Linked DNA regions of Homo sapiens: region 2 is linked to region 1. Evidence: read pairs that join two places in POLR2A ChIA-PET (ENCODE). Cell type or tissue: Caco-2. All regions are shown on one strand.

Region 1 (5,000 bases):
AAAAATAAAACCAATTGGAATTTAGTTTCTGATAAAAGAACTTTTTATGTAAAGAAATCATGAGGAACATCCTTTTGTGAATGTGAATACTCTCTGAGTTTAAGTTGATATATTCAGTTTTCTTAGAGCAGGGCACATATATAAATTTTAAGGAATGAGGGGTTTTCAGAAAACATTGATAAAACTTTACATATTAACTTTTAATCTGGATGAAAAGTTGGTTCATCACTAACTTCATGAGCTTTTCAAAACAAGCAAGATAAAAGACACACCTGTGACCTTTGGGAACATGCAAGATGTGGCAAGTTTGGAAAAGGGCACAATGATGATTAAAAGTAACTGAAAAATTGGACCAATGAAATGAAATTGGCTTGTGGAGAACTAGCTGTGGCTACTTGATTTTAGGTCACATATTCAGACTTTTGACCAAGACGATATACTGTACCATAGATAATTCTGCTCTGAATGGAACAGGAAGGAATTAGGAGTTAGGCAAGGGAGAATTCAGGGTAACTTCAGTTCCATTCAGTCACTATTCACTAAATGCTTATGATTTGCTGGGAACTGGCAATACAGAGATTTTTTTTAAAGAAAAGGTATGGTATCTGCTCTTAAGCCGTTGACATTTAGTAGGGTTTCACAGAAAAGTAGTTTCCTGAAAGGGCTGGGTCTCGAAGGGAGAAATGGAGTTTGCTAAGATGGAGGTATTCTGGACCCAGGGAGCAGCAGTGGCAAAGGCATAGAAGTGTGAGGTGGCATTCTGTGCAACGAGGACTGCACAGAGTCTGCTTGCTGGAGATGAGGTTCCATTCCCTGTTCATATATTAATATGATTCCTCTAGTAGGCTCTCTTTTCAATTTAGACTCTCCACACCCTTCCTTTCACCCTCACTCTCTGCTGATTACTTTGCCTTATACTTTGTTGAGAAATAGAAGCCATTAAACCCAAACTTCCTCAACTTCCATCCAAGACCTACAGACCCACTACACGAGAATTACACCCATCTGATCCTCTTTCTTCGCTTGAGTCTCCTCGTCCTGTCACAGGCCACAAGATTTTTCTCCTTCCATCTCCTTTTTCCAGGTTCCTTACCATCATCAGGCATACCTGTTCTGATTTGTTCATCTTAAAATGAAACCCAGCCTTTTTGAAAATCCTGACATGCTGCAAGATGGATGATCCTTGAGAACATTATGCCAAGTGATATGTCAGTCACAAAAAGACAAATACTATATGATTCCACTTAGAATCATAGTACCTAGAGGTACCTAGAGTATTCAAAATTATAGAGACAGAAAGTAGAATGGTGGTTGCCAGGGGTTGGAAGCAGGGGGGAGTGAGGAGTTACTCTTTAATGGGTAGAGTTTCAGTTTTGCAAGATGAAAAGAGTTATGGAGATGAAAGGTGATGATGGTTGCACAACATTATGACTGTATTTAATACTACTAAACTGAACACTTAAATATGGTTAGGATGGTAAATTTTATGTGTATTTTAACATAATAAAAAATTGGAAAATAAAATATTTTTTAAAAGTTATAGGACTCTCATATGCCCACATCCAGAAGGAAATGCTACATTTCTTTCTTTCTTTTTTTTTCTTTTTTTTTTTGAGATGGAGTCTTGCTCTGTTGCCCAGGCTGGAGTGCAGTGGCATGATCTCTGCTCACTGCAACCTTTGTCTCCTGGGTTCAAGCGAATTCTCCTGCCTCAGACTCCCGAGTAGCTGAGTTTACAGGCGCACACCACAATGCCCGGCTAATTTTTGTATTTTTAGTAGAGACGGGGTTTCACTATGTTGGCCAGGCTGGTCTCGAACTCCTGACCTCAGGTGATCCACCTGCCTCGGCGTCCCAAAGTGCTGGGATTACAGGTGTGAGCTACCACGCCTGCCCAGAAATGCTACATTTCTTTAAGAGATTAGTGAAAATAAAGATGTCATCTTTATCCCCCCCACCAAAAAAATCCCACAACTCTTCCTTGATACCACCACATTCCTCTCCAGAGACCACCTCATTTTACTGTTCCACTAAGACTAATGTCTCAAAAGAGCCACGCTGTGTCTATTTCCCTCTTCTATTCACTCTTCAATTCACTATAATCTGACTTCCACCCTCCACTGAAAACTGCTTTTGTCAAGGTCAGGTCATCTGTACTCTCCATGTGCACATCTAGTGGATACTTGACCTTGTGGCAGCATTTGACAGTTTGCCCCTCCCTCCTGGAATCTTGCTCCCGGCTCCTATGACACCATGCTGGTTTTCCTCTTGCATCACTGGCTGCTGCTTTCCCTTCTGTCCCTGACTCTGAGTAATGGAGGTCTAAAGGGCATTGTGCTGGACTCTCTTGTTTCTCTATAATTCTGTTACAGTCCCTGCCCAGGGATTTAAATGCTTTCACTATGCTGATGATTTCTCCATTTTATCTCTAGCTGGCCCTCTCCACTGAGCTCCAGACTCTCATATCCATGGCTTTCTTGTTTTATAAAATAGTATACTTACTGTGCCTTAAACAGAACTTGGATCCCCTCTATTCCCACTACATTCCTCCTTGTCCTCGTAATGGCCTCTCCATCACCCAGTTATTCAGGCCAAATGCCTGGATAATCCTTGCCCTTTCCTCTTTGTATCTCCCTCACCCCCACAGCAAGGCTTGTGGATTCTATTTCTATTTTGAATCTATTCCCACTCTCTATCTACTGGCAGACTGCCTCTGTAGTCCAGGCCACCATCACCTCCTATCTGGATTATTCCAACAGCCTCCTAACTAGTGCCCACTCCTCTTGCTCCTCTCTCCATCGTCATTCGTTCAGCACACTGTTGTAAGAATAATCACAAATCAAACAATTTCACTTCCATGTTATCATTTCTATGGATTTCCAAATTCCCTACTTTGGCCTGCCTGCATCATCATTTGGCCTGCCTAGTTCTCCAATTTCATTTCATGTCACTCTCCCCACACCTACTGTATTATAGAGACTCTGGTCTTATTTGACTTTCTTTTAACATACTCCTTTCTCCCTCAGGATCTTTGCAGTTTCCTCTTTGAATGGCTAGCTCCTTTTCTTCCTTTAATAAGGTCTTAGAGGTCATTCCTTGACTGTCCTTCCTAAAGTAGGTTCCTTTTTTTTAAATTTAAAATTATTTTTTATTGATGCATAACTGATGTACATAGTCTCAGGGTACAAGTACTAATTTAATACATTCATGTAATTTGTGAAAATCAAATCAGTATACTTGGGATATCCATCACCTTAAATATTTGTCTTTTCTTTATTCTAGGAACATTTGAATTATTCTCTTTTGATTATTCTCTTTTTGCTATTTAGAAATGTAAATGTATAGTAAACTATAGTCACCCTACTCCTGTTTCAAAGTACTTGGTACAGTTTGCAGTTATTTTGTGTTTACTTCTTTTTCTCCTCCACTGGAAGAATATAAACTAAGTGAGTGCAAGGACTGGGTCTGATCTGTTCACTATCATATCCCCAGTGTTTTGAAATGTCTTGCTTGGCATGTAGCAAGAAGTCATTAAATATTTATGAAACGAGGCCAGGCACAGTGGCTCACATCTGTAATCTCAGCACCTTGGGAGGCCAATGTGGGAGGATCGATTGAGCCCAGGAGTTTGAGACCAGCCTGGGCAACATAACAAGGCCCCTGTCTCTACAAAAAATTTGAAAAATTAGCTGGGCATGGTGGCATGCGCCTATAGTCCCAGCTTACTTGGGAGGCTGAGGCAAGATTGCCTGAGACCAGGAGTTCGAGGTTACAGTAAGCTGTGACAGGACCACTGCACCCCAGCCTGGGCGACAGAGTCCCTGTGGGAAAGAGAGAGAGAAAAAGTATGAAATAATAGAAGGAAAAGGGAAAGAGGAAGGAGAAATGGATTTGAGGACTGCAGGGAGACATACATGAGAGGAGAGGGGTAGAAAAAGACAGATGCTTATTGAACAACTGCTGCACTTTTTTTTTTTTTTTTTGACAGGTTCTCACTCTGTCACCCAGGATGGGGTGCAGTGGTGTGATCATAGCTCACTGCAGCCTCTATCTCCCAGGCTCAGGTGATCCTTCCACTTTAGCCTCCTGAGTAGCTAGGACTACAGACACATGCCACCATAATAGGTTAATAAATAACTTATTTATTTAGAAATGGTCTGGTTCCATCACCCAGGCTCAAGCAATCCTTCCATCTCAGCCTCCTGAGTAGCTGGGACTACAGGCACGCACCACCACACCAGGCCAATTTTTGTGTTTTTTATAGAGACGGGGTTTCAACATGTTGCCCAGGCTGGTCTCGAACTCCTGAGCTCAAGCGATCTGTCCGCCTTGGCCTCCCAAAGTGTAGGATTACAGGTGTGAGCCACTGTGCCTGGCTAACTATATTATTTATTTTTTTGTTTCTAAATTGTCTCCTCCACTAGGATGTAAGATTCATGAGGGTAGCTTCTTTGGTTTACTGTATTTTCAAGAAAAACTTCTAGCTCCTAATGAGCTGATTATGTGTTGAAAAAATGAGAAGAAGAGCTTAATTGTTTCTTTGTTTATGACGGAGTTTCGCTCTTGTTGCCCAGCATGGAGTGCAATGGTGCCATCTCGGCTCACTGCAACCTCCGCCTCCTAGGTTCAAGCGATTCTCCTACCTCAGCCTCCTGAGTTGCTGGGATTACAGGCATGCGCCATCATGCCCAGCTAATTTTTGTATTTTTAGTAGATACGGGGTTTCTCCATGGTGGCCAGGCTGGTCTCGAACTCCCGACTACAGGTGATCCACTCGCCTCGGCCTCCCAAAGTGCAGGGACTATAGGCATTGAGCCATCGCGCCCGGCCAAGCTTAATTATTTTATATGCTTACTAAAGATTTCCTTTGGATAAGATTTGCAACATCTCTGTTCTTAGGGTTTTTGAAAATTTTGAAAATTACTATTTTATAAATGTTGAAAAACCTAGTACCTATGTGACTCCATGAATTGAAACAGTTTCTTTTCCCCAGTTCTTTT
Region 2 (5,000 bases), 81 kb before region 1:
TTATGTGGTCTGTCTTGATTTCATGGATGGGGCAGCCTTGCAAGCACAAAAGGAAGCCCAGTCAAGGGAGAAGAACCCGTACAGAGAAATGTCTAGTGACTCACTACAAAGGAAAAGAGCTTGGGCATTCTTAGCAGCTACATAGCCAGAGCAGAGAGTGGCTTACAATTTTATGTGCTATCCAAATATGTGTTGAGATGGTTAAGGGATCTGTGGGAGAGAGAGGTAGGGTCATTAAAAGGGATAACATCATTCTAGTGTGTGTTAACTTCAGGAGTTCTAACAAAATTAGTGTCTTCCTTTCCTGGAAAAGGGATAATCACATTCCAAATGTATTAAATACCTGTATGGTGGTTTTCTTTACTTCACTGAGCCAACATAGAGAATTCTTTTTCTGTCACTAGATTACTGCATGACTAAAGGAGGTGATGCAGTTTGTTACTGTTTATTATAATGAGTATTAGTACTTTTGAGCAAAAGACGGGTGAATATTGGTGTGAGTGGAACTAACAGGGAGAAGGATCTACAGGTGTATGGGTCCTGGTTCTCTAAGCATTCAGCATTCTTTAGAGACGTGCCACGACCAGGCTGCATCTGGCTGCACTGTGGGTCTGAGTTGTAGCAGAGAGATCCCCATCCATTGTTCTTCTTCTCCCCCACCTCTCTTTTTTTAAAAAAAGGGGACAAGTATGAAAGCTTCTTTACATGATATATATAAAGAATTTTTTTTTTGCCATCAATAAGAAATTTAATTATTTTTAAAAAATCCAAATGCTGGCATTGCCAGAAAAATTTAACAGGTTTTTTTTTTTTTTTTTTTTTGAGATGGAGTTTCACTCTTGTTGCCCAAGGTAGAGTGCAAATGGCATGATCTCAGTTCACTGCAACCTCGGACTCCCAGGTTCAAGTGATTCTCCTGCCTCAGCCTCCCGAGTAGCTGGGATTACAGGCACACACCTCCACGCCAGGCTAATTTTTTTGTATTTTTAGTAGAAACGGGGTTTCACCATGTTAGCTAGGCTGGCCTCGAACTCCTGACCTCAGGTGATCCACCGACCTCGGCCTCCCAGAGTGCTGGGATTACAGGTGTGAGCCACTGCGCCCAGCCTAACGGGCTTCTTTTTATCCCTGCAGTTATACTAAAAATTCACACACGCATGAAAATGGAAAAACTACCAATACTTGATTTCTGTACTCTATTTTTCCACTTGCAATCATATGCTTAGGTGCCCTTTGACTCCATGGAAAAAAAATCTAATGTTCAGAACTACCAATAACAAGAACAGAATATTTTTGTTTTTGAGAATGAAATGGTTCCCAACATGGTGGGTTCTTTTTTTTTTTTTTGAGACGGAGTCTTGCTCTGTCGCCCAGGCTGGAGTGCAGTGGTGCAATCTCGGCTCACTGCAAGCTCCGCCTCCCGGGTTCACGCTATTCTCCTGCCTCAGCCTCCTGAGTAGCTGGGACTACAGGCACCCCCCACCTTGCCCAGCTAATTTTTTGTATTTTTAGTAGAGATGGGGTTTCACCATGTTGGCCAGGCTGGTCTCAAACTCCTGACCTCGTGATCTGCCCACCTCGGCCTCCCAAAGTGCTGGGATTACAGGCGTGAGCCACCGCACCCCGCCCATAGTGGGTTCTTAAGCACATTCTCTGCATATGTAGTATGCTAGCTTGATGTCTGTTGTTACTCATTTGGCATGGATAGTGCACAGGTTGGTGTCTTCAAAAAGGCCAACGAGATAGGCCTCACTTACTTCTTGCAAAGCACCAATAGCTGCACTTTGGAAGTGCCAATCTGTTTTTAAGTCCTGAGCAATTTGTTGCACCAGACGCTGGAAGGGAGGTTTGCGAATCAGTTTAGTGGACTTCTGATAACGTCTGATTTCACCGAGTGCCACAGTACCAGGCCTGTAATGATGAGGTTTCTTCACCCCTGCAGTAGAGGGCACACTCTTGCGAGCAGCTTTTATAGCCAGTTGCTTCCTGGATGCTTTACCAGTGGTTCATTTCGGGCAGTCAGCTTTGTACTAGCCATGGTATAGAGACCTCCTTACTTACCCTCCTTCTTTGGGTGGAACTCTGCCAGCTAGAGGTGGTGCTGGTGATAGAGAGGGGCAGCAGTGCTGGAACACCTAAATAAATGTTTTGGTTTGGGGGCAAGTACTCTAAGCTTAGGTGCCGGTTGTTTAGGGGAATTCTGGGAAATACCTGCTGTCAACACCTGGAGACCTTCTCTTTCATCCCATAAGTTGTTAGGCACAGTCCTTTTCCTAGGGAGCCTCCCCAACTCAATTCCTGCTACGTTGTTGCCAGGCAACCCAAAAGGAGTTACTGTGTTTATTCCTTAGATGTTCCTGCTTATTACCATAAGTAATATTATGGGGAAATCCAGTGCATATATATTTAGATTTTGCTTCAACTTTTTTTTTGTTTTCTTTTTTCTCTTTCTAACTATTCCTTCAACATCAACTCTGATTATTCAACTCAATACTTAAATGTTATACAAGGAATCAGAGCATGTCTGTTCTCCAAAAGGAAGGTTCAAGAGATTTGATTAATTGCAGTGGTTCTCAGGGCAGACATTATTCATTTAATGTTTATCTTCTGCGTTGTTAAATGTTCTCCTCTCAATTGATGCCTCCAAATAGTTTCTGCCTGTCTTTGAAGTGGGAGATGCTTTGATCAGCTTTCTCTATATTTTTTGACCAATTTCTTTTATTTCATTAAAAAATTTGAAATTACTTTAGTGTGTGTATAATATTTTGATTATAAAATGGTAATACTGAGGTAAAGTTAATGATGTTTGAAATTAACTCTGGGGATTGACTAGTAATAAGAAATCTGGCCGGGCATGGTGACTCACGCCTGTAATCCCAACACGTTGAGAGGCCGAGGTGGGCGGAGCACCTGAAGCTAACTTTTGTATTTTTAGTAAAGATGGGGTTTCACCCTGTTGTCCAGGCTGGTCTTGAACTCCTGACCTCGGGTGATCCACCCGCCTCGGCCTCCCAAAGTGCTAGGATTACAGGCGTGAGCCACCGTGTCTGGCCTGCTGTTAGCATTTAAAGGAGGTACAGAGTACCAGCTAAACATACCTTTTTGTAACTCATTCTTTCCCACTGATTATAAGAGCAATGCATGTGTTTTATTGTAACGAATAATTATATACTAATGAAAACAAAATTTTGACCCAGACCTAGTCACTATTAGTATCTTGGTGTTATTCTATTTTAGCATTTTTCCCCTATGGCTATATGGGATCACATTTGTAGTTTTGTATCCTATTTATTTATTTATTTAGATATTTTTAAGGACAACATCTCACTATGCTGCCCAGGCTGGAGTGCAGTGGCTATTCACAGGTCCAGTCATAGTACACTCCACCTCAAACTCCTGGGCTCAAGCAGTCCTCCTGAGTAGCTGGGACTACAGGTACTCGCCACTGTGCACAGCTTGTATCCTAATTTCTGAAATTTATTTTTTCATGAGCATTTCTCCTTCTACTTAAAATTGTTTGGAAAAGGGCCAGGTGTGGTGACTCATGCCTGTAATCCCAGCACTTTGGGAGGCTAAGGCAGGCAGATCACCTGAGGTCAAGGGTTCGAGACCATCCTGGCTAACACGGTGAAAACTCCATCTCTACTAAAAATACAAAAAGTTAGCCAGATTGGTGGTGGGCGCCTGTAGTCCCAGCTACTCAGGAGGCTGAGGCAGGAGAATGGTGGGAACCCAGGAGGTGGAGCTTGCAGTGAGCTGAGTTAGCACCACTGGACTCTAGCCTAGGCAACAGAGTGAGGCTGTGTCTCAAAAAAAAAATTGTTTGGAAAAGAATGTTTAAGTTGTGCATAATATATATATATATATGCCATTATTTTTGTTGGACATTTAGGTTCCCAAGTTTTTGATATTTTAGAAAAATTGTAATGAACATTTTGCTAAATAGATGTTTGTTCTAATCTCTGTTTATTTTTGAGGAAAGAGCCTAGAAGTGGAATTGCAGGAATAGTGAATATGATCATTTTTAAGTTTTTTTGTTTTTTTTTTTTAATTGAGACATGGTCTCCCTCTGTTGCCTAGGCTGGAATGCAGTAGTGTGATCATGGCTCACTGCAGCCTTGACCTCCTGGGCTCAAGCAATCCTCCTACCTCAGCCTCCCAAGTAGCTGGGACCACAGACGCACACCACCACGCCCCCCTAATTTTTGTATTTTTGGTAGAGACAGGGTTTTGCCATATTGCCCAGGTTGGTCTTGAGGTCCTGGGCTCAAGGAATGCTCCTGCCTTGGTCTCCCAAAGTGCTAGGATTACAGGCATGAGCCACTATGCCTGGCCTCTTTTTTTTGTTTGTTTGAAACAGGGTCTGGCTCTGTTGCCCAGGCTAGAGTGCAGTGGTGAGATCATGGCTCACTGTAGCCTTGACCTCCAGGATTCAAGTGATCCTCTCTCTTCAGCTTCCCAAGTACCTGGGACCACAGGTGTATGCTACCACACCTGGCTAATTTTTATTTTTTGTAGAGATGGGGTCCCAGGCTGGTCTCAAAACTCCTGGGCTCAAGTGATCCTCCCACTTCAGCCTCCTAAAGTACAGTAAGCCACTGTGTGAAACCAAGATTCTTGCCAAATTAATTTTCAGCGTTTACACCCGTAGAGTCTCATTGGCAACATATGAGAATGTTCTTCTCAACATAGTCTCATAAACATTATTATAAGACATTTGTTTTTTGTCCATACGTTAAGCAGGAAAAGATAACTCATTTTTTGACTAACCCAATTCTGTAACCAATTACTTCATAAATTATAATAATTGATTATTATAATTAGTATCTTTGTGAATTAAAAAAATTTCAAATACATTTATATGTTTAAAAAAAAAAAAAAAGCCAGGCTTGGTGGCTCACACCTGTAATTCCAGCACCTTGGGAGGCCAAGGGAGGTGGATCACTTGAGGTCAGGGGTTTGAGACCAGCCTGGCCAACATGGCGAAATCCCCTCTCTAC

What was found. ChIA-PET counts read pairs that join two places held together with the same protein. Peaks named below come from ENCODE experiments on the same cell type or tissue, not always from the same donor. Only the 100,000 strongest peaks of a DNase experiment are listed, where the experiment ranks them.
Region 2: POLR2A ChIA-PET joins it to region 1 with 6 read pairs; 3 of 35 experiments call an interaction of 5 or more read pairs at or near these places.

Annotation. Positions count from the first base shown.
Region 1 is chr1:53,022,976-53,027,975 of GRCh38, forward strand. It overlaps SCP2 (sterol carrier protein 2), which reads left to right. Exons shown (of 16, transcript NM_002979.5): 13 at 4,994-5,000. Among named protein-coding and RNA genes, the nearest start is that of PODN, 37 kb to the right of the region's middle. In Caco-2, no CTCF peak of the experiment used is centred here; a DNase peak (open chromatin) is centred at 2,246.
Region 2 is chr1:52,941,894-52,946,893 of GRCh38, forward strand. The region is part of intron 2 of SCP2 (sterol carrier protein 2); the gene reads left to right. It also overlaps the pseudogene H3P2. Among named protein-coding and RNA genes, the nearest start is that of SCP2, 17 kb to the left of the region's middle. In Caco-2, no CTCF peak of the experiment used is centred here; no DNase peak of the experiment used is centred here.